Regions from separate parts of the Homo sapiens genome. Here region 2 is linked to region 1. A link is a loop called in an ENCODE intact Hi-C map of the cell type or tissue named here. Cell type or tissue: transverse colon. All regions are shown on one strand. Links, peaks and the distances in the headings refer to the core of each region. The heading gives the core; the rest is flanking DNA. Region 1 overlaps FAM76B (family with sequence similarity 76 member B). Region 2 holds the start of LNCRNA-IUR (lncRNA imatinib upregulated).

Region 1 (15,211 bases), core at 3,359-11,358:
TGCTGATCTTTTGTACATACATTTTGTTTTAAAATCATGTTTAATAAATGTTTGTATATAAATGCATATGTACAGAAGCCTATTTCAAAAGGAAATCAAAGTTGCTAGTAAAATGTTTGAGATTACATTTAGAACTAACTGATAATGCATATAGATTGTAGAAAATTTTGTGATTTGTTTCTGTGTGATAAGGGAAGCTGTTGGTCTTTGAATTCATTTAATTATGTCAAAATAGTTCCCCAAAGATTTAATTTTAAGTTGCTTCTTAAAGAGTAATTTTATTTTTTATGTCATGTGGCTTCATATTAGTATTGTGTGAGTTACATGTTTTGCTTTATATTTTATAAAATTTTTTAAAAATTTTAATGTTTCTGCAATGATCCATGTATCTGCTTTCCCTATGTGTGGTTATCTAAGTTAATATTTATGTACAATGTAATTTGTAAATTTAAAGCAAATCTGAAAAAAATTAAATGATCTTTTTAATCCAATCTGTGATAATCTTTGAATAAATTGGAATCTACTATAAGATTCAGGCATTATAAGTAAATTGTCCTAAAGTCTTTAAAATTGTCTATAAAAGGTTAAGGTAGGGTGGGATAGGTTATATGAAGTTATTGACTATATTCTGATCCAGCGGTTTTCAGCCTGAAATAGAATTTATCTCCTAGTTATTATCAGTTCAGAGTTTTAGTTTGATTTTAAAGTATTGCTAGATACACTGTATAGAGTGAGTTGCTTCTCTTAATAATTTATGGGCAAAGATAAATTTGCTTCATGTAAAACTGTTACTAAATTTATAAGTTTTAAAGGTTTTGTTTTATACAAGCATTGATTGTGAATGTCATATCAAAGATTGGCTTTCTTAAGAACACATGATTGAAACAATTTTTTTTTAACATGACGTGTTTCAATAGACTGTTCTCATAGTTCATTATAAAGTGAATACCAAATAATTCTTTGTCCATTTTGAAAGCATAATATAGGGTAATTTTCAAGTGATACAAAAAGATTCAGTTAGAATCTTGTAAACTAAACCAGTTTATTTTTATGGGATCTTCATGTAATAATTTTCTTAAATTTAGTACTCTCAACCATGATAGATAATGCCTTAACATGGATTTTAACGTTTGCAGGATTTGCTAAATTCATAAGATAGTTATTACCTTTCTTTGAAATTTGTAATGTTTTATATTCTTGTTTCATAGCCATTTGTCAGTCCACAGTGGTCATTATGGTTTTACTTTTTGATAGTTCTTACACCTTGTTGGAGAAACTACAAAAGAAAGTTGTCCTCGTCCTTCCCCTTAGCTAACATCAAAATTAAAAAGTTGAATATTAATATTAGCTAACATTAAAATGGAAGGTAATTCAGTTTTAGTGTTAGCTAACATTAACAGTCTAATAATTTAGCTTTGTAAATTCCAAGGCTAAAACCCTTTCATGGGCTTCACAGTATTTAGTCCTAATTAAATACCCTTCTTTATTCCATGACCTTATTTTATAACTTAAATTTTTTTGCAATTGTATAAATTAGTAATTCAGTCCCAGTCCTGGATCTCTGTAGTGTTTTGACATAATAAACTGATATTCTTTAAATGTGGACCTGTAAGGAGATACTATGGTGTGGTGTATTGTGCTTTTAGCCTGTTTTCCACTATTAATTAGCATTTACCAGTAAGGGTCATTTTGACTCAAGTTATTTATGTATTAATAGCCTGTGAATATTGCAGTCCTTTTTAGATTATATTGGTCTAAATATGCATTCTGCAGTGAACCTGTTAAGCTGTTCACATGTATAGACTATTGAAATACTGTACTTGTACACATCTGACTGTTGACATTTTGTACTTTTTTCTAGATCCAATATTTCACAATAAAAAACTTGTCAAAGGCTTTGTATTAGTTTTCAATGGCTGCTGTAACAAACTCCCACACACTTAGTGTCTTAATACAACAAAAATTAATTCTTTTATGGTTCTGGAGGCCAGAAGTCCAAAATCAGGTTTACTGGTCTAAAGTCAAGGTATTGGCAGGATTGCTTCTTTCTGGAGGCTGTAGGGGAAAATCTGTTTTCTTGCCTTTTCCAGCTTCTAGAGCTGCATTCCTTGCATGCTATGAGCTCATTGACCTTTATCTTCAAAGCCCAAATTGTAGCATCTCAAATCTCTCTCTGCTGCTGTCATCATACCTTCTCAGAGTGTCTCCCTCTGTTCCCTCTCATAAGGACCTTATGAGAACATTATTGGCTCCACCTGCACAAACAACGTAGTTTTTCCATCTCGAGTTCTTAACCTAGTCACATCTGCAAAGTCCCTATTGTCATATAAGGTAATGTATTCACTGGTTCCAAGGGTTCGGGCATGGACATATTGGGGGACCATTATTGAGCCTACATAGCTTCATCTACATTTTACCCCCTTTTTCCAGTATGAAACCCTGAAACAACAGATACATGAGAGAAGTTTAGGCCAAACATTAGAAACTATTTTCCTGTCTGTCCATTCAGACCACTTTAGTGCAATAGTTATTTTTCCTGGAAGAAATAAATTTGCATCTAATTGAGCAAGTATTTCAAGCTATAGTTAAGTTTTTGAAAGCTTTGGAACATGACTAGTACCATGCTAGATTGTTTGATAAGTTAAAAGTTGAAGGTGTGATTCTTTCATTTGTAGACTAGGTGGGCAGATACTGTGCTTGGGAAAAAATCTGGAACCTAACTTTGGTATTATAAAGTGTAGTAAAAGCTAACAGCTTTTAGCAAGGGCATTTCAAGACTTCAGGTGTAGTCCCTTGTTTCTCAAACGTTAGTATACATCAGAGTTACCTGGAGGGCATGATAAACACATGTTGCTGGACCTTATCCCCAGTTTTCTGATTCAGTGGGTCTGGGATGGAGCCTAAGAATTTTCAGTTCTCAGTTCTCAGGTAATGCTGCTTCTGGCCCAGAGCTCACATTTTGAGAACTATCATTTTAATATTCCCTGCATTTCCCATACAAACTATACCATTGGGTAGGTAAGTAGTAGATGGGGGGTAGTTTCTCTTTAAAACATTCTAATGAAAAAGGAAGGATGGAATTGCAACATCACTATTTTGCAACCTCTCATGGAGTTAAGGATTGGTCATCAGCAGCTACTGACAATACACAAACACATTCTTAAGTGCTTTCTGATGGAGGAATACACTGCTACCTATAAAGTTTTGCCAAAAAGAATCAAACCTAAATCTGACGAAGCATCTACCAATTAACCAAAAATAGAAAGGATGGAAGATCATGTTGAGTGACACCAAAAGGATACAGTTGGCACAGTTGTTCAATAAGTTGCAAGCAGAGGGAATCAGTGGAGGGAGAACCTATAGTATAAAAGGTACTTAATATAAACCAGTCACAATATGTGACCCTGATATGGATCTGGAATCAAGAAATTAAAAATTTTTAACATGTATGAGAACTGAAAATTTGAACACTGGTTATGTAATGATTTTAAGGAATTAAGTACTGTTAACTTTTCAGATGTGATGATGGTGTTGCAGCTATCTTTTTAGAGTCCTAGAGACACCTACTAAAATATTTATAATGAAATGGTATGATGATTGGTATTTGCTTCAAAATAGTATAGGGAGGGAGATACGAGAATATAAATGAAACAGGATTGGGTGTGAGTTGTTAATTTTTGAAACTGGGTGATAGTTATATGGTGGTTTATTATACTATATTCAACTTTTGTGTAAATTTTTTCTTAATAACAAGTAACACTACCACCATCACCCCTGCCTGCCAAGTTACGCTCAATTTGAACAATACATGCTTATTGAAAAAAAAAATGCACAGCACAAAAATCAGGAGAAAAAAGAAAAAACCACTCACAGTTCTCCCAGGTGACATATTTGTTTCTGTTTTATATGTTTTCTTGCAGCATTGTGAGTAATGGCTATGATCATGCCACAATGTAATTCTGGTTCCTGTTTCCATTCTTCCTTTCTCCCCCTACTTAACAAAAACAATTTCCACACTAAAACAACAACAGCGATTATTTGTTGTCATTTCATAGCTGTGCATGTGAGGCATTTAAGACCACTATTAAATATTTAAGACGACTTTTTAGTGTAATGTCAGGTTTCAAATCCCACTTTGCCATTTGCTAGCTAGGTGTCTTGGAGGTGTACTTAATATCTCTGAGTTTCAGTTTCCTCATCTGTGTAATTACAGAGTTATTAATGAACATTAAGGTAAAGTATTGATACACAAAGCACTTTACATAATATAATAATAGATTTATAATATGACTTTTAATCAATTAAAAATAATACATAAGGTAATATAAAGGCTAACTACCTTTTCAACTTTGGAGCATGTCCCTTGATGCAGTCGATGAAAATTCTATTAGGGTTGATTAATGGCATCATAGTTTTCAGCCATGGAAACTTTTTTTTTTAAATAAAATCTTATCAAGAGTCCCAATATATAAAACAAAAGCTGATACACTGGTTGACGTCGAGGCAAGGATTGGTATCCCTTTCATAGTAGGATCAAACATGGCAGATGCTGGTACTGTGTCCTTGATCCTTGATGCGACATAATTTAAATGTCACAGTTATTTGAATTATATCTGAGTTTTTGCTAATTTTTAATTGAGAATCTCAATGAGTGATATCTTACTGTATAGACATTTTCATTTCAGGGAGGTGAATTTCCTGTTAAATTTAATTATCAGTTGAACATGTGTTATGTGCTGCTATGCACCAGTCACTATGCTAATTACTACAAAGATGCAAAGATAAATCTTATTCCCAGGAGCTCATAATCTAGAAGAGACAGCTAGGTAAATAAATCATTGCAGAAAGTATAATAAAGTATAGATATTCACAAATGTTTACATTAGGGAGGGACTTACTAAGATGAAACCATTTTGTGTAAAGAGAAAAAATGTCCAAAGGTTCATGACTTCTAGAACATCACATTTGCCTGTTTTTTTTGTTTGTTTGTTTTGTTTCGTTTTTTAACCCCTTACCTTTCGTGATGCTTTTCAGTTTCTTTTGTTGGTTCCTTCTCTTATCCCTTACATGGAATGGTTGGAGTTGCTCAGGGCTCTTTTTTTGCTTTCTTGGTAAACTCATTAATATTACCTATAAGCCTAATGACTCCCAAACTTACAGTAACGGCCTAGACCTCTCCCCCTAATTTCCAGAATTTCTATTCAATGAAACTTGGTATCTCCATCTGGGTGTCTTACAAAGGCTCTCAAGTTTTACACGTCCAAAATGATGTACTCTTTATCTGCACTCCCCAGTCCAAACAACTACCAAGGCAGCCACTCTGCTATCTTCCCATCTCTGATAATGGCAACTCAATTTTAGTTGTTACAGGCCAAAATCCTTGATGATATTGTTGACTCTTTTTCTCCCACTTCATGGCTGTTCTTTGAAAAGTTCTGCAAGCTCTAACTTCAAGTTTGACCTTTTTTTTTTTTTTTTTTTTTTTGTCATCTCCAATCCTAACTGGTATCTCTGTTGTCTGCAGTCTGTTCTCAACAAAGAGTGATCCTATTAAAAGATGTCATGTCATGTTATCCCTCTATTCCAGTGGTTCTCAACTGAGGGTGATTTTGCTCCCCTGGGGATATTTGGCAATGTCCGGAGACATTTTTGATTATCACACTGGTGGGGTTGGGGAGAGGTTGCTACTAGCATCAAGTGAGTGGATGCCAGGGATGCTGCCAAATATTCGACAATGCACGAAACAGCCCTATGCAATAAAGAATTTGTTAACTGAAAATGTCAGTAGTCTCAGCCGAGGGTTGAGAACCCCTGCTTAGTTCATTGGCACTGCTATAACATAACACCTTAGATTCGGTAGCTTATGAACATTAGAAATTTATATCTCATGGTTGCAGAGGCTGGGAAGTCCAAGATCAAGGAATTGGTAGATTCTGTGTGTGATAAGGACCCATGCTCATAAACAACCTTCTTGCTGTGTCTTTACACGGTGGAAAGGGCAAGGCAGCTCTCTGGGGCCTCTTTTTTAAGGGCACTAATCCCATTCATTGGATCAGATTTCTCATGACATAATCATCTCCAAAAGGCCTCACTTTCTAATACCATCACCTTGGTGATTAAAATAAAACATATAAATTTGGGAGGGAATGCAAACATTCAGACCATACCAGCTGCTCTACTCAAAACTCTAAAATAGTTTTACATCTCAGCTCTTATAATGGCCTAAAAGCCCTGTAAGAAAAGTCTTTATACCACACTACAGCTATTCTCCACCTCTTTTCTTTAATTCTGTAAATATTAAGAGGAAATAAAATGTATTTAAAAGTGTTAACCCTTTTTCTTAAAATTCCTACCTATTTCCACTAGGGGGAGGGCTTCACTACTAAATAATACAGTATTTTCACTTGCCACGTTGTTACAGGAGTCACTGTAATCAGAGCAAGCATCCTCATACTCTTTGTAACAATGTTTCATTATGTACGGTAACCCATTTTCAGATGCAATTTATTTTTCACAATTCCAGTGTACATTTTTTTTTCCATTCGATAAAAGTGAGTTTTAAAATATAATTTTGTCTTTGAATGGATTGTTTTTGAATTTGCAAATACTATTTTAAGGAGTTGCTTTAAAGATTTCCATACTGGATTTTTTTGTGCACATTTCTTTCCCTCTAAATCCAGTCCTACTGATGCACTAGGTGCAACATTTATTTGGTCCCTCCTTCATCTATCTGTGAGGAAGTTCCTGCACCCAGTATACCCAGGGGTAACATAATAGGTTAAGAAATCATCAATTCTAAATCAGAAGCCTACTATCTCCAACTAAGCCATTGTCTCCTAGAGAGACATGACATGGGCACTGCATTATTGAGCTTTTCATTGTCAATGCACCCCTGGAAGCCTGGAATTCTACAGTACACAACCTGTGCAGCCATGAAACCAAGGCTGAGGCTTGGATTACCCCCTGGGCTAGAAATAGGCTTTGAATCAAGCCATCGCATGTATTAAATGCCTCCTAAATGATCGTTCTTTGTAGATGTTGCTCATTTTTGCACATTCTATGTGACATGAATTTTTCTTCAAGAGGATTATTAGGCCTCCCCTATTATTCATGGAACAATGTCTACTGGGACATCAAGGGTTCATAAGGGCTGGACCATTCACCTTCTGTTGTGACCCCCTCTTTTATCAATGCAGCTAGAAAAACTGTACAGTTTAGAAAATACCTGAAAAGTGATGACTGAAACTGAAAACGATGAGGTGGAACAGCAGTGAGAAGGTAACCTGAGAAACCTGGAAAGTAGCTGAAAGGAAGGTGGGGCACTGGGAAAAGTGGAGTTCATACAAAAACCAAACACCAGCCGGGTGTGGTGGCTCACGCCTGTAATCCTAGCACTTTGGCAGGCTGAGGCGGGTGGATCACCTGAAGTCAGGAGTTTGAGACCAGCGTGACCAACATGGAGAAACTCCATCTCTACTAAAAATACAAAATTAGCTGGACATGGTGGCACATGCTGGTAATCCCAGCTACTCGGGAGGCTGAGGCAGGAGAATCGCTTGAACCCTGGAGGCGGAGGTTTCAGTGAGCCGAGACCGCACCATTGCATTCCAGCCTGGGCAACAAGAGTGAAACTCCGTCTCAAAAAATAAAAATAAAAGAAATAAAACCAAACACCAAGCCAGCATAATTACTGCATCCAACTTTTGTTTATATTAAAATGACTTTTAATACAAGTGTGACTTAGTCTGGGGTCATGGCATAACCATTCTGTAGCTAGGTGCTTTTATAGTCAAACTAACAGTCAAAACTCATAACCAGTAAATATATATATAATATGTGTTTGTGTGTATATATATGCTAAATGAAGTCTGCATTCTTATTTTCAAATTGTCTTAAGTTCTTTTTGCAATATACATTTTATTCAAATGGAAGGTTTAAAAATGGCTGCAGGAATTTAGAGAATTTTAGAAATCATTTCCAAGTGCCTCTCAAATGGAATGAAATGTATTTAATATGGTGTTTTCCTTACATCACCTTCTGATTTCCTTCAGCATAGCAACTCTGAGCAATCAGAAGCCGCAATGCAGGCCTCTGATGTCATCAGCTGCCTGCTCCTATGGTTACCAAGATGGGCCCACAATTTCTGATCATCTATGTCAATGAAGTGGCCTGTTTCCTAGACTATAAGTATGTGAGTAGTTTTATAGAGTGGAGGGATAAAAGGGCATTTGTCCGTATTTAATTTTTCCTTTGAGTAAAGAAGTAGGAGGATTTTGTAATATGACTTATTTTTAAAACAAAATGCACGTTTTCTGTTACCTCAATAGCTAGGCTTTCCATATACTTATCTCAAAGTACTAGAGTAAGAAAAGCTTTAGGAGCATTTGAAAAGGAGTGAAAAACAAACATTTTATTTGGAAATAGGGCTGTGAATTCAGCTTGGGCATACAGATCACTTATCATAGGATATGAGATTAAAATTCATGATTGAGACAGCAAGGTACCAATAGATACCAAGGTGAGGTGAGCCACACTCAGAAACTTGCAAAACGGAGGTAGCTGAAAACTCAGGACACAATTCTTATTCCCTCACCAGAACTGAGGGGCTAAAGAGGTTGAGAGTGGTACCCAGGAAAAGATTTGGAGAGAGATGAGATGTAAGCCCTTCCTGTCTATCCAAGGAGGTAGGTTTGGGGTGTTTTCCCCACCAGAAGTAAAGATTTTCAATGAATTCACCTGAAGAACTTGTTAAATTCCATGTCTCTGGTCGGGGACAACATGGTCTGGTGTCCAACTGCCCCTGAAAAATCTAAAATCTGGCATAGCTGGCCAGCTTTTCTGATGGTACCAACAAAGAAAATGCCATCGCATTGAGATCGTCGTCCATCCTCAGAGATTATTGAGTCAAGGATATATGAATATTGTGTCCAATTGGGAATATGATGTATCTGGCTTGGAGTTATTCTAAATTTTGCTCAAGATGATGGCTTTGGGTGGGTGGGAAGTGAGAAGTGAGGGAGTTCCAGCAGAAAGTCTTTAATTGAATAGTTGAGATAAAACCTGAGCTTTTAGGGGAGCGGTGAGCCATAGGAAAATGTCCATGCTATGGAAAGTACAATAAAAAGTTCTCAGTGACTTGGAGGGAGATCTCAAAAGAACACATAAAAGCACCAATCCAGCTACCCATCCCATCACAAGAGAAGGAATCAGCTCCAAACATTTGCCAAATTCAGAGAGTGAAGCTATATTATAATAACACCATTTCAGTAAAAATTCCCACTTCTTTACTGCTCCAGCTTCCCCCTGCTTTGGCACTAGCTGGGCCAGAAATACAAGCTGGAGGAAGAGGACAAATGCCAAGTAGGGGAAGAGAATGACCAGGGCCTCTCTCCCCACCTACTGCAAATGGCTGGCATACAGCAGTCCTCAGTTATGGAAAAGAAGACATCTTAGCTTTAAAACTCAGATATGGTATGAATTACCAGTCCCCACAAATTTGCCCCACGAGTCATGCCTTCCAGTATTCACACCATGTGTAGTTCCCTGCTGCATTGATCTAGGATGGCCCTGTGTCTCCCTTTAACCAGTATAATGCAAAGGAAGTGACACTGTGTCCGTTCTGTGCCTAAGCCTTGAAAGGGTCTGGCAGTTTCCAGTTTTGTGCTCTTGGGAGAACTTCATATATAAAGCACAGCTGTGCTGCTAAAAAGACCACATGGAAAGACCACATGGAGTGGAAAATTCTGAGGCTACATGGAGAGGGAAAGAAGACCAGCTGTCCTACCCAAGTTGAAGGTCAATTTGATTTCATCTGTATCCACACCCAACTTCCCACAATTATCTCCAAGGAAATCCTAATCATCATATCATTTTATTCATAAGTATTTAATATATGTTTCTAAACAAAAATATTATTTCTAAAAATATAATCTTAATTTCATTATCTCATATAATTTCTTAATATCAATTATCAGTGTTCAAACTTTCTTAAGAGACCATGTTTTAGTTTGTTAAATTAAGATCTATATAAGATCCACCAGACATTTTTCATGTCATTTAAATATCTTTTCATCTCTAATTTCTCCTTCCATTTCTCCTTCCACACCCCACATCTCGGGGATAAGAATCTTTTTTTTTTTTTGACAGGGATGCCTGTCTGTCACCCAGGCTGGAGTGCAGTGGTATAATCACGGCTCACTGCAGCCACAAACTCCTAGGCTAAAATGATCCTCCTGCCTCAGCTCCTGAGTAGCTAGAACTATAGGTGCACACCACCATGCTTGGCTAATTAAAAAAAAAAATCCTGTAGAGACGGGGTCTTGCTTTGTTGCTCAAGCTGGTCTCAAACTCTTGGCCTCAAACAAGTAACACAAGCACAATCATCTAAAAATGCTGATGAACAGAAATGAGCATTTGAAAGGGAAAAAATAAAAACTACTCAAAGAACTACACACATATGGGGAAAAAGAGACTTTCTATACCTAAAAAGGAGGACTTCTCCACCGAACATTTCAGTAAATGGAGAGAATAGTCATTGCTGAAATTGGAATAGTGGCCTGGAAAAATAATAACAAGAAATATAACACAAATGCAAAGTAGATGTGATGAGAAAATATACATACATATATATTTGTCAGATAGATCCAGGAGTCCAGACATGCAAAGTAATAATAATCTTAAAAGGAGTTCTAAAAGAAAACATTAAAAAGGAGTAGAAGGATTGGAGGCATTAATTATAGTAGAAAACATCCCAAAGCTGATGAAAGGCTTGTCTGCATATTAGATGGACTCAATGTTTCTAATAGAATCGATTTTTTTTTTAACTCTAAAGCTTATGATAAAAATCTGATAAGCTTCCAGGCAGAAAAAATCGGTTTCCTGTAAAGGAAAAGGAATCAGACTTCTCATCTGTAACACCAGAAGTGGCAGTGAACTAACATCCCACAAACTACTTAGAGAAAAAGACCTGCCACCTCAGAATTCTATACCAGCGAAGTATCATTCTCCTGACAAGATAAAAGAACGTGAATTTTTGATATGGGTATAATCAGAGAATATATCACCCAAGTTGTCTATATGAAGAAAGTAATCTAGAAAGGACACCAAGCAAGGGAACTAGAAAAGAAAACTTCATTGTAGAGATGTAGTGGACAGGAAAAGTGGTGAACAACAAAGCTTGTAAGATATATTTATCTTTAAATCTAAACAGTGAGTATCAGCCTAGGATTGTTTAAGATCAGGAAGTGTTAAATATGGAGTCTTCAAAAAGGAGGGACATATCAATAGTTTTTAACGATCTCAGCCAAATCTGTTAGAGGTAAGAGAGTGGACTAGATTATTCCGTCCATGAAGTTTTGTGGTGGGGGGAAAGCAGTCCCCCACAAAACCATATTTTAAAGGTTTAAACTGACTGGGATGAGGGGAAAATAGAAGACTAGAACCCCTGAGGTGGGAGAAATAGATGGTATGATTTCTTCAAACGAAATAAGAAAACATGAATGTGATCATGAGGGCAGGAAAGGACAGGCAATCATTAATGGAATAAAAAGGGGCTAGAATATTCAAAATATCAGTGGAAAACTAGACTGGAAACTGTTTGATCAAACCAGCAAAAATCAGGAAGAGGAAACATGATTGAAAAATAACGACAGGAAGGGAGAAGCGGCAAGTAATGTAGAGTGTCTGGAGAGAAACGGAAGACAAAAACAAAGACTGAAGATGGTGCTGTAAGAATCTAGCAAGAGGCCGGGTGCGGAGGCTCACGTCTGTAATCCCAGCACTTTGGGAGGCCGAGGTGGGTGGATCACCTGAGGTCAAGGGCTCGAGACAGCCTGGCTAAAATATAGTGAAACCCTGTCTCTACTAAAAAAATACAAAAATTAGCTGGGCGTGGTGTCGGGCACCTGTAACCCCAGCTACTTGGGAAGCTGAGGCAGGAGAATAGCTTGAACCCGGGAGGCAGAGGTTGCAGTGAGCAGAGATGGAGCCACTGCACTCCAGCCTGGGCAACAGAGCAAGACTCTGTCTCTCAAAAAAAAAAAAAAAAAAAAAAAAGAATTTAGCAAGAATATAATCATATACACATGTAAAAGTTAGATGGGTGTGCATTTTTCAAAAGTACTGCTCAAGAGCTTTTTAGTTTTAGAAAAAAACCTTCACCTTATGTAAATAAAAATAAGTATACAATAATAATAAACTTTAGCATGGATATACAAAATAAAAGTATAATAACAACTGATGCATCCTGAATTGCAGAGAAAAGAGTAATTTCAGGAAGATCATTTCTTCTGATCACTAAAGTTTAGTTAAAAGTAAAAAAACATAGACCTGCCGGGTGTGGTGGCTCACACCTATAATCCCAGCACTTTGGGAGGCTGAGGCAAGAGGATCGCTTGAGCCCAGGAGTTTGAGACCAGCCTGTGCAATATGGTGAAACTGCGTCTCTACAAAAAATACAAAAAAAAAAAAAAATTAGCCAGCTGTGGTGGTGCACGCCTGTGGTCCCAGCAACTTGGGAGGGTGAGGTGGGAGGATTGCTTGAGCCCAAGTGGTTGAGGCTCCAATGAGCCAAGATGGCACAATTGCACTCCAACCTGGGTGGCAGAGCAAGACCTGTCAAAAAAAAAAATTAAACCAGTTTTTGACGAAAAAAAGAAAAACTCGCCCCACAACCGCCAAAACAAACAAACAAACAAAAAACCAAACTCAGAAAACACTTTCTGGCATTTTTAAGTGGTGGTTGCAGAAAAGAATTTAACTTTTCCTTAACTCAAGGACAAATACCTAACATGAGACTTAGGATAGTGTTGCATACAGAGGCCACAAAGTGTGATAGCTAAGAACTGATACTTCAAGTTAGATCCTGGTTCAAACTCAGACTTGGCCACTGTCTGGCTGTATAACACTGGGTAAGTTACTCAAGCCCTCTGAGCTTCAGTTTCCTCATTGCTAAAATGGAGGTATATCACATGACGGATGTCAAGTTTAAATAAGGCATGCAAAATGCTGATCTCATGGCTTAGCACATGGCAAGTGTTCAGTAAATGGGCCATTATTACTTTCTATAAAAGCAAATGTATGGGGGCTCCCCTGGGAGATGCTGGTATGTCCTGAAGGCCCCCCACAGTGGGGCACCCTGGACCTCTTAGCAGGAGAAGCCACTTGGAGGAAGCTCAGAGGGAAGGGAACACATGGCCCATGTTTGAGAATGCCAAGGGTGTCGGGAACATGGTGTTGAGGTTCCTTGGAGCCTTTTCCACCCCAGGCAGATGTACTTGAAAGGCAACACTCTCCCTACACAGGAGGATAAACTGAGGTGGGAAGTGGACAGGGGGAGCCTTGGAAGGAGAGTCAGATCAGATAGGCTTCTGTTCCTCACCTCTATATGGCCTTCACGTGCCAGAGGCCCTCTATTGGACTTGGGCTCAGTGGATGGACAAGAAGCTGCTGGCCATGCTGGCCACCCAACCTGTTTGCTTCTGATGTCCCACCACCAGCAATTCTACTCTCTCCATTTCCTGGCTGAGGACCCACAAGGAGTTCCATGGAGAGCCTCATATCAGTGTATCCAGTTGCAGCACCAGCAATGGAGCCTGGTCATGGAGAGTATGGTGGAGAATAAGTTTGGCAGCATCCTGCAGATATACACACTGGACATGCTGGATGAGGGCTACAGAGAGGGGCAGGCAGACGGGCAGCCTTCCAGTCCCCATCTGCCCCCACAGAGTGCTCTCCTCACTGACTAATTCCGCATGCATGGCTGCTGCCCAATCAGACAGTGGTGCTGGGCAGTGAAGTGGAGTCCCACTGCAAGGTGTACAGCAGCTTAGCACTTGGAGGTGAACAGCAGCAATGTGGACCCTGCTGGCATAACATACCTCACCATGCTCAAGGTGGGTGCCACTGCTGGCTAAGTGCAAGGGGTGGGTGGGCTGGGGTGACACTTCACTGAAATCTACCAGCATTATAGAAGTTTTGGAATAGCCTATGAAAGAGAAACTATGGTACCAGCCAGCAGACAAAATCCTCTGCAGTGAGCAATTCTGGACATGAACTTGCTGCTGGTTCGCAGCATCTGCCATGAACTGCAGTCTAAAATTAGATGCAGTTTTTCCTAAAGTAAGAATATGTGTGTCAGTCAATAAAAATGGGAATCACCCCTATGACTTCTGTCCCTCATAATCCTGCTTCTCCCTCTGTAACTTTGTGCTCTCTGAATTCCCATACTGAGTAAAGAACTCCTTGGTGAGCTTATCATCAACCTCACATATTTAACAAACATGATTTTATCTTAAGACCCACTCTAAAATTATGTGACAAAGTCTATGAATTATAATAGATGACAAATTAAAGAATTAGGACGGGCCATTATGGAAGTTGTAGAATTAGTTATATTTGTATCTATGAGTTTTCTATTGGCCTATATTCATTACTTGTAAAATATATCATGTTTCATTCTGTCAAGCTTAAACTGATATACTTTATAATAGAAGGTGTCCCAGCCAAGGACCTGCTAGGTGACCACTGCTGCACCACAGGCTTCTGTCCCATCATCTGCAGAGACTCTGGTTTCTTCACAACAATTCTTGGGTGGCAGATGGGCAGCTGTGTACCTGGGACTGCATCACTGAACTTTTCAGGGATGTAGGATGTTCTAAGCTCCAACTTCCAGCTAGTCTACCTAACACTGTTTGAAATTCTTTGGTGTAGTATGAAGATGGAAATAAACAGCTCTGAATGCTGGGGGAAAACAAACAAACAAACAAATGTAGGACTAAATAGGAAAGGACACTGGAACTTGCTCCAGATATCAAAAGTTCCTTGATATCCACTTACTTTTAAATTATTTGCCTCTTTCAAATAAAGAGAAAGGATACCTATGCAGTTGCATGATTTCAGAGCTGAGCTTCCACTAAATTAATCACTGAATCAAAGTCTGTTGTGTTGGAGAAAAATAAATATGAGATGTGGAGTCAGAAGACCTTGAAAATACCTTTTCATTTTGTTTCCTCTTTTAATGGGTCATACTAACTCTGCTGTAAATATCAACCCTCAGAACTGTGAGGATCCAGTAACATTATGACAAATTGCCCTCAAATATTGTTATTATTACAGACCATGCAGCAAATACTTCCTTGGCAGCTGAACTGACCGGAGCCCCTAGGGTACCTTAATCATGGCCCCGGTTTGAATTCTGCCGTGTGCTCGTTGG
Region 2 (15,211 bases), core at 2,834-10,833, 610 kb after region 1:
TCCGGCTCCCTTCAAGGAGTTCATTCTGAGGCATTTGTACAAATCTTGTGGAGTTTAAGGAACAATATAGACTGGCATTCAATTCCAATCTAAAAGAAAGCATTCAGGCAGCTTGCTGCCCATATAGGCATGCAAACCCAAGAGAGAGGACAGCCACAAGAAAAATTGCCCCTCCAGTATTTGGCAGGGCAAGGATATGTGAGCTCTCTGTAGGTCAAGAGAAGACCTTGGAAGGTAACCAGGCTGGAGCTGTCTCAAAGGAACACTGTCCAAGAGACTGGCTTGCCAGAGTGAGGTGCCTCCCAACACAAAGGCCAGAGACTGGGGGATCATAAGAGATCAGCCAGAGAGTGCATTGCCGAAGTCAGCCTACTGTATGGTCTGGGCTACAAAGCCTTTAAAGCCCACACAAACAAAGGATGTTGGCTTTTTTTTTTTTAGATGGAGTCTTGTTCTGTCACCATGTTGACACCATGTTAACCATGTTGATTCAAGCTGGAGTGCAGTGGTGCAATCTCAGCTCACTGCAACCTCCCCCTCCTGCATTCAAGCAATTCTCCTGCCTCAGCCTCCCGAGTAGCTGGGACTACAGGTGCACACCACCACGCCAGGCTAATTTTTGTATTTTTAGCAGAGACGGGGTTTCACCATGTTGGCCATACTGGACTCAAACTCCTGACCTCAAGTGATCTGCTGGTCTCGGCCTCCCAAATTGCTGGGATTACAGGCATGAGCCACCACACCTAGCTGGATGTTGGCTTTTATTGTAAGAGCAATGGAGGCTGTCAAAGAATTGTGTGTGTGTGTGTGTGTGTGTGTGTGTGTGTGTGTGTGTGTGTGTGTGTGTTGGGGGCGGGGGATGGGTAATGATAGTGAAATGATCAGATTTGCATTTCAAGGATGCTCTGACTGGAGCATAACAAATGGAGGGGGACCAGAACAGAAGTAGGAAGGCTCATTAATAAGCTAGTCAGGTGAAAAGAGCAGGCAGTGAAGGCTACAGTACGAACAGCAGAGATGAGGAGCGGTAGGTGGATTTGAACAATAGGTAAAAATCAACAAGTCTAAGTGATTGGCTTGCAGGGAGGGTAAACAATAAGGAGGCGTCAGGATGACTCCTTCGTTCCTGTCTTGCCCATATTGCTGCCTGATGCAGCCATTTACTCACAGAACACTGGGAAGGAGCCAAGTTCTAGGGAAAAGATCATGTGTATTGCCTTGATAACTTGGGAATCTGAGATGCCTTTAAGATCTGCAAAGATGTCAGGTAGACTAATTGAAGCTTTATACCTGGGTGAGGGTTTAGGAAAAAGCGAGAGATAAAGGTAACCAAAGAGCCAGTCTTGAGGGATCCCAACGCTTAAAGGCCAGGAAGAGGAGAATGCACTAGTGGGGATGAAGGAGAGAGAAAAGGAACTGCCAGAGTTGCAGGAAAAAAGACCATCTGCCACCCCGGTCCTCAATGCTGGCTACAACAGGAAATAAAATGGATGTGGCCCCTGCCATATGGAGCTCACAGTCAGGGGAGTGAGAAGGTGGATAGTAAGCAAGAAAACCACGAAATTATAAAACTACAAATTGTAGTCAGCATTATAAAGGGAAAGACAGAGAATAAGAATGAATTGTGGGCTGGGCACAGTGGCTCATGCCTGTAATCCCAGCACTTTGGGAGGCCGAGGTGGGTGGATCACCTGAGGTCAGGAGTTTGAGACCAGCCTGACCAACATGGTGAAACCCTGTCTCTACTAAAAATACAAAAATTAGCCAGGCGTGGTGGTGCATACCTGTAATCCAAGCTACACAGGAGGCTGAGGCAGGAGAATCTCTGGAACCTGGGAGGTGGAGGTTGCAATGAGCCAAGATTGCACCACTGTACTCCAGCCTGGGTGACAGAACAAGACTGTCTAAAAAAAAAAAAAATGAATTGTGGGGCAGGGAAGAGTTCTTTGTGGATCTGCATTAGGATGCTTATGAGTGGCAGCTGTCCCCAGGGAAGTGTTTGGAGAAAGGAAATTGCCTGGCACCTGTGGTCTGCTTTCCCACTGTAGCCCTGTTCTTCTCTCCCCAGTTACTTCCCAGGAGGTGCCTGGAACCTAAAGAATAAGTGTCCTTGAGCAGTGAGTGTCTCTGAAAAGAAGGGAGTGAGGAACTTCAGAATGGACACACAACAAAAAAGCCCAGCTGACCATTAATGGGTTGGAAAGATGCTATCACAGGGCCTGGTCCCATTGGAAGATGTTTGGGCTTTTCGCCAAGGCCTGATGACCTCCACCACCTGATCTGAGACTGCCCCTATAACAGCAAAGCCCTTGATCAAAGCAAAATGACCCAGAGAGTTTCAGGTATCCCACAGCTCTGCCAAGCAGATTTCAAAGAAATGCGAACTGAGGTTATCATGAGGATTTTGTGCTAAAGGAACCAGGGTATCAGGTGGCCATGCCTTCTCAGGGCCTGAGCCTTGGGGATACCACGCAAGTTCCCTAACCAAGCTATCTGAAATACACTCCAGCCTAAGGGTATATTTATTCACCCAAGGTCCGTGTCAGATTCCTTTATTAGATTCTTTTATTTCTCTAGAAATAAACAGTGAAGTATAATTCATATACAATCCCATTTAACAAGGCAAATGGAAAGTGCTGTTTTAAAGCAGCAGCCATAGGCATTGTGAGAAAGCACAAAGTCAAGGTTCGGGGCGTAGGCTGTGGAGTCAGACACACCTAGGCTCAACTTCCAGCTCTGCCCCCTACTGGTTCAGTGATGTTGAGACGGAGTCTTGCTTTGTCGCCCAGGGAGGAGTGCAGTGGCGCCATCTCTGCTCACTGCAACATCTGCCTCCCGAGTTCAAGCGATTCTCATGCCTCAGCCTCCCAAGTAGCTGGGATTACAGGCGCCCACCACCACATCTGGCTAATTTTTGTATTTTTAGTAAAGACAGGTTTTTGCCATGTTGTCCAGGCTGGTCTCGAACTCCTGACCTCAAGTGATCCGCCAGCCTCTGCCTCCCAAAGTGCTGGGATTACAGGCGTCAGCCACCACACCCAGCAAATTACATAATCTTTAATGCCTTCCTTCTTCATCTTTATGGGGATAATAGAGTTATATGAATGAATTAATGACACGGAGTTTAAAGCCTTTCTCAGTCTAGCCTGAACTCACCTTTCCAGACTCAGCCTGTGATTTTACTCCCTTCCCCCAAGCCACATGAGAGTCCCAGGCTGCAGCCACACTGGCCTTTCTGCTACTGCTTCCAGCCATCACCTTCTCTCTGCCCCGACCACGCTTCCCACTGCCTGGGTTCCCTCACACCACCCTCGTCTACTGAACTCCCACTCATCTTTCAGAGTGCAAAGCAAATGTCACCTCCTCTTTGAAGCATCCCCTGCCTCACCTAAGCAGTCAGCTGCACCTTGCTCTCTATGCCCATATACTTCCTCTACATCTTCTCAACGATAGTAATAAACACTCAAAGTGCTAAGCACTGAGCTTAAGTACTTTAACTATTTTAACTCACTAAATCCCCACAGGAACCATATAACACAGATTTTATCACTAACCCCATTTTTAGGATGCAAAACATAATGCACAGAGAAGCTAAGTAACTTGCCCAATGCCACACAGCCCACAGCAGAGCCAGGAAACAAGCCAAGCCCTGTGATGACAGAGCTGGTGCTTCTAACCACAGTGCTACACTGTGTACTCCTTATCCACAGGGTGCGAAGTCCACTTCCCCCAACAGGTGGGAGGGCCAGGGATTGCATTTTCTTCATTTCTGCATCCTCAGATCCTAGCACAGTACCTGGCACATAAGCACTTGCAACTTTCTTCCTCTCACACACCAAAACTAGACTATTTAAGGAAAACCAATAATTCAGTAACACTCACCCATGTGTTCTGGTCTCTTCTTTTTGGCTATAATTTCTGATTAAAAAATACTGCTCTGTAGTCCTGGCCAAGGGGCCTCATATAGTCTCTTTGAAGTTGATGAATAACAATGAACTTCTTCTAGTTCATTCAATTAAAAAAGAGAAGCCATCTTTTCCCATGAAGAAGTTTGAGGCCTAAGGGTAAAATAGAGACATGGATCTGTCACGACACCTTTTCCCACTGAAATGAAGAGAATCTGTTTATAAAGAAAAAAAAGAGTAAAAACAGAATTCAAAAGGCAACCAGGCTTCCAGAAGGGCCCTCCCTGGCCCAGCAGCTCCTGGAGGCAGTTGTGGAATCTAGAGTTGGAGGAAGTCTTGAAGAGAGAGCTCTTTGAAGGCACAGCTGGCTACAAACCAGTCCCGGAGCCGGCAGCCCAGCCCGGCTCAGCACATCTCAGCCAGAACATAGCTAGGCAGGCCAAGGAATCCTAAGAAGGGGATGATATTTTTAAAATCTTTGGCGTTAGCAAAACTGAAGGTTGCCTGGCCAGTGCTTGTCTCTTTCTTTTTCCCAGCTCAGTGTCTAATTTGTGTATTTCCAGGATTCCGAACCTTTCCCCAGCAGATCAGGTCTAAGTGCAAACGGTCCCTAAGTCACCCATGTTCCTTAGGCTTTTTCCCTCCTTAGAAACAAAAGGTGGACCTTTGCCAAGATTAAATGGCATTCCATTCAAAGCTCCAAGTCTGGCTCAGTTCAACATGCTCATGAGGAGGACTTTGAAAGTGCTATGGATAATTTTCTAACAAGGCACAACTACCCAGCAGGACTGAGACCAAAAAAAGAACCATCTTTTAAATGTAAGTTCTTATCAGCTCTGGAAAAAAAAAAAATAGACGTTATTTAAGCCAAAGCTTAAATTTGGGCTAAAGCCTCAGACTTGAAAAATGCTTGAAGCCAGAATTGGGAGGTGACAGGGGTGTACCAAGGAAGGGTGGGGGTGGGGGAAGCACTGGTTTGTGATTTTACTTCCAGTCTGCGGTCATTGAGTTCATGAGTTTGTACACTCTTGGACCTGTCAGTAAGAAAGTATATATTGAGCATGGATGTTATAGCAAAGCTCAATATACCATTTGGAATCGTATGAGACAGGGTTGTTACCCTTGAGTACTTCACCATCTCACTAAGGAGAGAGGGAACAAAAATAAGCAAAGATCTTTTTAGGGGACTTGGCATATGGTAAGGGCCTCTCAAAGTCACTTCCTGTATTCCCTTTCGGGTGTTGGAGAGAAAAATGATGTGACCGCTAAACGTGTCCCTGGGACAGAGAGGAGCCAAAATTGACCATGGAAAGGGAAAGATCACTGTGGACTTGAGTGGCCTGTGAGACTGGCATGGTAAGAAGACGGCTATGGGTTAGGGAGGCCATCCATGATGAGCTGGTGGAGGAGAGATGGGAGGGCCCATGGTGGAGAGTGGTGAGAGTGAAGGGCAGAAAGGCCAATCAGGGGCCTCCAATTCCAGGCCAAGTGGTTTGGTTTAGCCCAGGTTTCAGATTAGAAGCCAGACTCACTGATGGCTATGGATGTGTGAGTGTGAGTGTGTGTGTGTGTGTGTGTGTGTGTGTTTCTTTTTTGCTTTTATTGGAGTTGATTATATATGTTTAAAGTCTGAACTGGAATGTCTGGGGTCAGGGAACATTTGCTCCTCAATTTTGAATTTAGCTTCAGGCTCCACTTACCCAGTCACTTAATTTGTATGTTTATGTTACCTACCTGTAAAAATTCGAGATTGAGGCCCCTGTCCTTCAGGTAACAGGGAACTAATGGATATTTTTGGAATGATGGAAATGGTATTTCATGATTATCAGGGTTGCCATATAAAATACAGAATGCACAGTTAAATTTGAATTTCAGATAAACAACAAATAATTTTTAATATATGTCCCATATAATAAAAATTATTCATTTTTAAAATTCAAATGTAACAATGTAACTGAGTATCTTGGCGTTTTGTTTTTGCTTTTTGCTAAATCTGGTAATCCGGCTCATGTGGCATATATAAAATTAATGGGAGGAAAGAGAAATGAGATTAAATGAGGAGGTTGTACAATAGTCTCAGAAAGACATGGATAATCCACTCCTTTAACAGGATGGATGGCTGCATTGGAGGTGAGAGACATTCACAAAAAAAGAACGAGCGGAGCATGCAGCTTGGTTAGAGATGGGGAACAAAAGAAGAGAAGTAACCCCAGGGTTACAGAGACACAATTCACACTACAGCTCTGCTGCTTAATTACACAAGATACTCCCAGCCTTGGTTTCCCCATTACCACTTCTAATGTGTCATAAGGAGTAATGAAAATGCCTCATAAATGCTGCACAAATGTCGGTTGTTGTAATAAATGTCCCAGCCCCATTCTTTTCAACACACACTATTACTAAAGCCGTGTCTCTTCCATGCTGTCCTTGTCTAATTATTTTGAACACAAAGGTAAAATGTCCCTTTGTTCCATTTCCCTATTGGCCCACACAGCTCGAACTTGTACAATTCCCTGTTCTCCACATGGGCACTCGCGAACACTCAGAGCTTCCTCTCCTTGGCAAATTCACGGGCCTTTCCTCTGTTTTTCCAGCAAGCCATTGGTAAAAATGTGTATTAGGACAGAGTTGGAGACACAATAAGCCAGAAGCTCTGACCCTCGAGGTGGCCATCAGTCCACGCATAAACACCCTCTGGGTCCTGTCTAATGCACTATACCTGGACTTTGTTTCTCTGTGCCCAAACATCAGACAGAGACCCCCTGTGCAGATAACATGAGGCGATGGGCCCTGATACTGACTACCCCTGCTACTTTCTAGCTCGGTGTCTTGGGGCACATGGTGTAGCTTTTCCTGTAAGATAGTTTGTTATTTACTGTCCTTTTATTTCAATTGCTTTTTCCTTTCTTCAGTGTCAATTTTATGACTAATGGTTACACTAAAATTGTCTAAACCTTTTCTTTCTGGATTACAAATGATGGATGCATAAAATGCTCCCTCTGGCCTGGCTTTCTTCAAGTCACCTTGCCCCTGCCCTCAGGGAGCTCAGCTTCTCATCTGTCTCCAGAACTTCTGCCAGAATGCTTCACCTTTCCTTGGCCTCTGTTGCCACCTGCAGGAGCATTTGGAGGAGGGTTCCAGGACCCTAGATGCCAGAGAGGGAAGCAATAGGCATGTGAAATCTTGAGTTTCACCAGACAAAATCTCCTCACCTCTCTTGAGTTCATGCTGCAATATTTATGTTATTTATTTATGTTTATTTATTTGAGGCAGAGTCTCACTATGCTAGCCAGACTGGCTTCAAACTGTTGAGCTCAAGCGGTCATTGCCACCCACCCCCTCTGCCCCCACCTTAGCTTCCTGAGTAGCTGGGATTATAGGCACGCATAATCATACCCAGCAAAGCTCCAGTATTTAATCAGTTGAGTGACTTTAGGCAAATCACTCCTTTTAGCCTATTTCCTCATCTCTAGAAGAATATTTGATATCCATAAATTTGCTTTGATAGTGATTGTAAATGGGTCATTCATTTATGTATTCACGAAGCAAACAGCATGTTGGATAAAAAGACATGAAAATATAAGAACCTGAGAGAAAAATCACAATATTACAGGGGCATCAGTCAAACCCACAGGAAATTGTCAGTTTGTTTTGATAGACCTATAAACAAAGTGTCACATGATCTAAGTCATGCCTCTTGTCTGGTGCAAGCAGGGAAAGCTTCACAACAGAGGTGACATATTAATTGGACTTGGAAAACCACATAGGAGTTCACCAGGGTTTGGAAGAACACATAGGAGTTCATAAGGCAGAGAGGAAGGGAAAGGACTTTCCAGAAAGGGGAAGCAATAAGCCAAAATGTTTTGACCTGCAGGTTGTTCCCAAGGAGTGACTGAACTCTTGTATCCTGCAGCAAGCAGGCTTGGTAGGAGAGAAACGTTAAGGAGAGAGGAATGTTGCCAATGTCAAGGGAAGGAGTGGTGAGGCTTGGCCCTGGCAGGAGTCTAGTAGGGGGATGAAGAAGAGGAGCTATCAGGCTGCAAAAAGAACATTGAATCAGGATGGGCAGGTCTGCTTCATGGCCCAGACTCTTCCAACCACTCACTATGGGACCTTGGCTAAGTTAACCACCCTCTCTATGCTTCAGTTTCCTCATGTGCAAGTGAAGATAATAACCCCCACCTCGCTGTGTTGTTGCCAGATAACACATGCAAAATCATTAACACAGTGCCTGCCGCAGATGTGCTCAAACAGGTCAGCCACTGGTGTTACCATTAGATATGCAGCTTCAGGGACTTATTTTGTCTCACCAATCCTACTTTCCTCGTCAATAAAGTGAGAACGAGAGTGTCTGCCTTGCATGCATCAGAAACTGTGAAGATACAATCAAGTAATACAAGCTGTACAGAATGAGATAATGAAGCCTACATTTTAAAATATAGCAGGCATCTACCAATCATAACGCAGTTTCACTTTCATTACGACGTTTAACTTTTTCTGACAACAACCTTATGAGGTAGGATTATAATGATGTTTATTTTACATGTGATGAAAGTTGGGTTCCTTCATTTAATAGATGCTCCTTGAGCAGGTTCTGTGAACAAGACAAGACCATGGGAATTGTAGTTGAGAAGAGGAAACAGACTGCAGGTACATGCTGGGGGAACCGGGGCTCAGGGCTTCGCCCTGCTATGTCTCTACTCACTCTCTGATGATCTCTCCAAGGGACTGATGGGGCTTTCAGTCCCATGCCTGTATCATGGCAACCCATATTTCTATCTCCAGCCCAGCCCTCTCCAGACCTGTGTGTCTGCCCAATCAATCTCTCCACTTGTTTTTCTAATGAACACCTCAAACCTAAAATATATAACATTAAGCTGTCTTATCCCTCTACCCCAGCATCTTCCAATCTCAGCCAGCAGCATCTCCGTTTTTCCAGCTGCTTGGAGTCATCCCTGATTCCTGTCTTTTTCTCATACCCAAAAAAACAATCAGACAGAAAATCTTATATATATGTAAATCTTCGCCCCGGTTGGAGTGCAATGGCGCAATCTCGGCTCACTGAAACCTCTGCCTCCTGGGTTCACGCTATTCTCTTGCCTCAGCCTCCCGAGTAGGTGGGATTAAGGGTGCACACCATCACACCCAGCTAATGTTTTGTATTTTTATTGATTGATTGATTGACTGAGACAGAGTCTCGCTCTGTCGCCCAGGCTGGAGTGCCGTGGCGCCATCTCGGCTCACTGCAAGCTCTGCCTCCCAGGTTCACACCATTCTCCTGCCACAGCCTCCCGAGTAGCTGGGACTACGGGCACCTGCCACCACTCCCTGCTAATTTTTTTTTTTTTTTTTTTTTAGTAGAGACGGGGTTTCACCGTGTTAGCCAGGATGGTCTCGATCTCCTGACCTCTTGATCCGCTCACCTTGGCCTCCCAAAGTGCTGGGATTACAGGCGTGAGCCACCGCGCCCGGCCTTTTATCCTACTTTCAAAAAACATACCCAGAGTCTGAGTGTTTCTCCTTACCTCCAGCGCCACTCCATGGCCCGAGCTCTGTTTCACCTGGTTCTCACCTGGATCGCGGCCTCCAATTTGCGCAGTGACCCCTACAGTCTATTCTCCAAACAGCAGCTGGCGTGGTCATTATGAAAAGCAATGTCCACCTGCTGCTCAAAAACCCACGAATGGCTCCCCATTTCTTTCCCATTAAAGCCAAAGTCTAAAACATTTACAAAGCGTTATATGATCAGTTCCTACCTGCTTTCCTTATGTTGGAGGCTGTGAAGCTCCTTAATATATAAACAGTTCTCAGGAGAAGGAATAAAAGCACAGCCACCTCCTCAGCAGAGCCAGTTTACACTCTGCTAGAGACAAGAGGAGCTGGGACCTTCTCCCCTAACCCTTACTGCATATGTGAGAGAAGCCAGACCTGCTGGATCGACTGGAAATGCCCAGTGCCTGAGACGGGGAGGAAAGAGAAGCCGTGGGGAGGAAAAGACTGTAAACCTAAAAGGCATTGAAGTCCCACCTCACCAGTTAGGCAGGGAGGAGAAAGAGGCCTAGGGCGCTCGGGAACTTGGAATAAGGTTGCCCTCTGCGGGTGAAACTGTGAAATATCTCACAGTGGAGGAGGGCGGAGACTGTTCGCAGAGGGGCCCGGCGAAAACGTCACCCTACTGGAGGTACGAACGCATCGCAGACTGGGGGCGCCCGAGCGCATCCCAGACGCGAGGGCAAAGGCCCAGGAGGACTGTGGGGCTCTCGGAAGTATCCGATCACCTTGCGAGGAGTCCGCCGGCTGTCCGAGCCTGATGTCACTGCAACTTCGATTCCTCCGACGCCCCTACTCTTACTTCCCAGTCTTCAGGCAACTTCTCCGCTTCGGCCTCCCCTAGGCCTTGGCCCCAGAGAGGGGACGCACTCCACAGGTGGATTCGCACGTGTGGGCCCTCGGCAGCACTTTCTCGTGCAAATTAACAGGTGGCCCTCATTGTGGAAGCACCGCCCAGCCTTTCCCGGGGAGGTCACCAGGGCGAGGCCGCTCAAGGTCTGCAGGCGCCCGGCGTTAGCGGGATCCTCCCCGCGCACTGGTCCGAGGAGGCCAGGAGAGGGCGAACCAGTCCCCGACCAGCGGCCCTTCCGGGGGTGGGCTCTGACCCCACCGAGCGGTTAGAGGGTCCAGGAGCTCCAAAGGGTAGGGCAGAATTGGGTAGATGAGGGTGCATTTTTCTGGGAGGAGTCTAAGGCGTCGCTGACTCTCAAAGGCCCGCATCCGGAGAAAGGGAAAGAGCCCCGTCCCGGGAGGAAGGACGAGAGGCTGGCCCGCGGGAAGGAGCCCTGGCAGTCCCTCCTGGCCTAGGTCTACCTCTTTGATCTCACCGTCCCCGTGGCGGCGAGTGCCACCAAAGATGAGAGAGGCCAGCAGGTATCGGGAGAGAGCTGAGGGGTCGGCGCCGGCGGGACCCCAGATTGGAGCCGCCGTCGTCGGACGGGCAGACCCTGCTGTAATAGCTCCCGGCCGGCCACGGTAGGCAGGTGGGGCCCACCGCGAGTCCTAGTGAAAAACACCTTCCTCTTGATTCTCTCAAAGGAACCCGAGCCCTGGGAAGGGACATCAAGGCGCTCCCGAGACTCCGGAGACGGCCAACAGCCCCAAAAGAGAGTACTCGGCTATCCAGCCGCCCTTATCCAAGCGGAGAATCTCTCTCCACCTCCGCCCTCCCGGGACTCAAAGTTGTTTGTGGAGCCTCCAGGTTTCCTTGTAGATGGGCACGATATGCACTGTGTGCGCGCGCGCGCACACACACACACACACACACACACACACACACACACACGTATATGTATTTTTCCAGTGGCCACTGCAGGATTGCCAGCTTTCGGAAATGAGCATCCGCTCTCTCTCTCGGGACTGGGCGTGGGGTTCACCGAAAGGAGAGGAAGAGACCTTGCGTTTGCGCTGGGCCTGCTCGATGCCAGGCCATTCTAGGCTTCTGTCTATCCTGGTTTCTGGTCTGTGCGTTGTGGGTAGCAGCATTGGCGTATTACGCCGGAGGGAGCAGGCTGAGCGAGGCTCCAGAAGGTGCGCAATAGCCGGAGAGGAAAGGGCGATGCTGTCACCTAGCCCCCTCCCTGAGACTCCATTCAGCCCAGAAAAAGGAGCTGCTTTCTCCCCCATCTACCCTAGGAGAAAATAAACGGTCGCTGGCATTTTCCTGCGTCTTTTAATTTTGCCAGAACTGTTTTGGGTTGGCTATTGTGGGCCAGGATGGAGGCCTTCTCCTCCCGGGAGCAAACCTGCCCACGCCCAGGCCGGCAGTGGAGTCAGCCTTGCCCCAGCCTGCCCTCCAGGGAAACAATGCCCCTTTGTCCCTCGCCCTCCCGGGGCTGATACAGCCCCTCCCCTTAGCTTAGGGCTCCCTCCCGTTAGAGCATTCCAATGATTGCCACAAGTCACACTTTTCTTTGAGGTCTCTGCCTGGGAAGAAAACAAAGCAGCCCTCCTAATCACACGGAGGGAGTGGAACTTTTCCTGCCCTCTGACTATGTGCCAGCCTTGGCTCCTCCCTGAAGCCCTGTCTAGAGGGCTTATTAGGTCACTTATGTTTTGTACCTCGTGTGAAGTCCCACAATCAGTAGATTATAGAGGGGAGCACAAACCCAGCAGTGTCTGACATAGAGAAATTACACATACATACATACACACATACATACATACATACACACACACACATACACACATACATATACATACATACATACATACATACACACACATACATACACACATACATACACACATACACATACATACATACATACATATATACATACATATATATAGTCTTTCCACCACCCAGGATTGAAAATTAATGCTGTTTTTGACATTGTCCGTTATCCACCCAAACCCTCCAAAAAGGCTGGCTGGCATTTGCTTGGCTCTAGTTCTACCTGCCCACCTTCTCCTTTGCCTAATCCTGAGTTTTCCCCTTCCCCACGTGTGTTCCCCTTGAGCACTTTTTTGCTAACTTCCTGCATGCTACTGTCATCTCAGAGACTGATTCCTGGGGAGCCCAACCTGTAACATGGAGCTCAGTGGAAAGCACATGGAATGTGGACTGAGACATGACTGTGTTCAAACCCTGGCTCTGTCGCTAAGTGGTTACTTGGTTTGGGGCAAGGCATTTAATCCCTCTAAAGTTCACTTTCATCTGGGGGGAAAAGATAACTGTGAGGATTAAGTGAGTTTATATATAGTGTATGAGTGCCTGGACCACTGAAGCAGTGCAGCAGATGTTAGCTCCTCCTTCAGTAATATTTATTGAACATGGCATCCCAAGTGTTACTAGAATTTATATTTCTACTTTATAAATTTTACTAGAATTTATGTTTTCATATTCTTGATACTAATACTGCATTTTTGAAAGGGGTGACTCCTTCCTTATTAAAGTTTTAGAACACTATCCTAAGTGAAGTACAATGGTTACTAAATTAGATGACATCTGGATCTGGCTGATCTTGAACAAGCAGGTTAATCATATAACTTAGCTAGGTCATTGTGAAATTTTCTCCTGTGTAGAAAGAGATATTAATAGTAACTACTGTGGCAGATGGCATTTTCCATAAATGCCTACAAAATACTTTCCATCTCAGCTGCTCTTCAGAAATGACCTTGCCATTCCTCCATCAACAGATGAAATCTAATTCCCCTTCTTTTGCATCTGGGCTGGCCTCAGGGACTTACTTGGGCATTGGAATGTGGCAAAAGTGATGGTCTGGGACTTCCAAGGCTAGTTCATACAAGCTAAGTCATTCTGTGTGAGTCTTTTGGGATGTTCCCTCTTCCAACCCAGCCACCATACTGTGAGAAGCCTGAACACTTGGAAAGCCATGTGTAGGTGCTCTGGCTAACAGTCCCAGCCAACAGCAAGCATCAACTGCCCACCGAGTGAGCTCTCCTGACATCCAGCACCTTTGGGCCTTCTGAAGACTGCAGCACCAGCCCACATCTGGGACCCCAAAAAGAATGGGAATAAACTGAGCCCAGTTAGTATACAAACCAAGACAGATAATAATAAATGGTTGTTTTAAGCCATTAAGTTATGGAGTGGTTTGTTATGCAGCAATAGAAACTAAATCACTAGCTCCTAGGGTTATGTGAAATCAAGGAAGACAATGCATGCAAACTGATTACTAATGTGCTTCGTAAATAATTAATACGGTTGCAGAAAAAAGTAAGCTGATTATATGGGGAGATAAAACATGGGCACAAATAACTGCAAAACTAAGCAGGCATCATCTGAATCAATATTTAGTGGGCACCTATCCCATGCCAGACTGTCTACATAATCATAGAATCTCCAAGTAGAACAGAATTTGGGAGCTATTCTAGTTCAACCTCCCACTTAGTGAGGACATTTCTTCTTGAATGCTTGTTTAATACAACTATTATTTATTAAGCCTCGCTCCGCACCAGAAAGTGTGGTAGATGGTAATGTCAGGAAGTGGGATAGAAAGATAACTAAGACACAGCCCAGGGCCAGAGGCAAACACATGAAGAGTTTCTGCTCAGTGTCATATGTGCAGGGAGAGAGGATACGAAGAAGACAGATGCATTTCCCCTGCATGGAATGGGGTGAGTCATCTCACTATCGGCCAGCTCTGCTGATTCAGCTTCCTGGTGCTCTGGATTCTGCTGATATATTTTCTGTGCATCAACTTGTATTCTGAGTGGCAGTTCTCCAGCTCTTTGCCTTCTTGCTCCATATACCTAAGTTGGCTGTTTACACATCCACTTACCCATCTTTGCTCAAAGCTGACCCTTGTCAAGGAAGGAGGGGTTTGCCTGGATCTTGAACACCAGCCTGTGGGCTCTTTAAGGCCAATGCCTGGATCTTGTTCATCATTGAGGCCCCAGCTCCTAGAGGCACCAAAATAAAACAAAACAAAAGAGAGAGAGAGAAGAAGAAGAAAACAGCCACCAAAAAAATGCATTTCTTTTTGTGTGGGTTCAGAAAAATGCCAGAGATTCATTTAATTCAAATTTATTTCACACAACTACATCAGGGAAAATTAGCAGTGTAATCTGCTTTCTCAAGTTTCATGAGCAACGCTAAGTTTTTAATAGGCTGAGTGTTTAATAGGCAAGTAAAATCAGCCAACAAACAAACAAACAAAAAAACGCTGGAGTTCGAGTCCTTTACAGCCAAGTAGTTGGCAGCTGCTACGGTTATTAGCTATCATAGTTTCCCACATGCAGCCATGTTTTATGGCTTCTTAAAATTGTTTTTAAAAATGTTTCACAAACCATGGGTTTCACACAAATATAAGGGTTAGAATTTCAATTTTAAAAAATAAACATAAGTTTGGTGTCACATCAGAGAAAGCTCTAGTTTTCTCCTTTTAAGAAACAGAGGAGGTAACTCACCAGAGCAGAGGAGTCATCTGAATTGGGCCCTTTATTCTCAGCCTAACCTGCTGAGGAGCGTCATCTACAACTCACAAGGTACTGGGAGCAGGAGAATTTGCATGGATAGACAAAAGTTTGCTTCATTGCTCAGTTTCCCTTTAATCATTTCTCCTCTTTATTCTCCTCTTTCTTATTTGAAACTTATTCCTTGTTTGTATTAATGTTTCTCTGCAGGGCTGTAACTGTAGTTTATTACAAAACAGTAGAGTACAGGGCTCTTTCATTTAGCAGCTTAGTATAGTTTTTGTTGCAACAGTGTATTCATATCATGGGGTGGGGGGTAGAATCTATTTAATCAACTCTGGGGACAGTACAGGCCCCTATACAAAATCACCAAA

What was found. Hi-C counts contacts between places; a loop is a spot of excess contacts. Peaks named below come from ENCODE experiments on the same cell type or tissue, not always from the same donor. Only the 100,000 strongest peaks of a DNase experiment are listed, where the experiment ranks them.
Region 2: a loop joins it to region 1, with 5 times the contacts of the local background. A loop is called at or near these places in 107 of 110 quality-filtered maps.

Annotation. Positions count from the first base shown.
Region 1 is chr11:95,755,638-95,770,848 of GRCh38, reverse strand. It overlaps FAM76B (family with sequence similarity 76 member B), which reads left to right. Exons shown (of 10, transcript NM_144664.5): 10 at 1-1,896. It also overlaps the pseudogene FGFR3P2. Among named protein-coding and RNA genes, the nearest start is that of FAM76B, 27 kb to the left of the region's middle. In transverse colon, for the core only: a CTCF peak has its summit at 6,360 (motif pointing right); no DNase peak of the experiment used is centred there.
Region 2 is chr11:95,146,475-95,161,685 of GRCh38, reverse strand. It overlaps LNCRNA-IUR (lncRNA imatinib upregulated), which reads right to left and starts at 11,147. Exons shown (of 3, transcript NR_110303.1): 1 at 9,938-11,147; 2 at 3,883-4,058; 3 at 2,538-3,077. RefSeq lists a silencer at 9,918-10,027, enhancers at 10,548-10,677, 10,278-10,819, 10,820-11,361 and a cis regulatory region at 13,747-14,377. In transverse colon, for the core only: CTCF peaks have their summits at 7,015 (motif pointing left), 9,855 and 10,057; DNase peaks (open chromatin) are centred at 7,000, 9,475, 10,065 and 10,435; H3K4me3 peaks cover 1,664 bases; H3K27ac peaks cover 2,755 bases.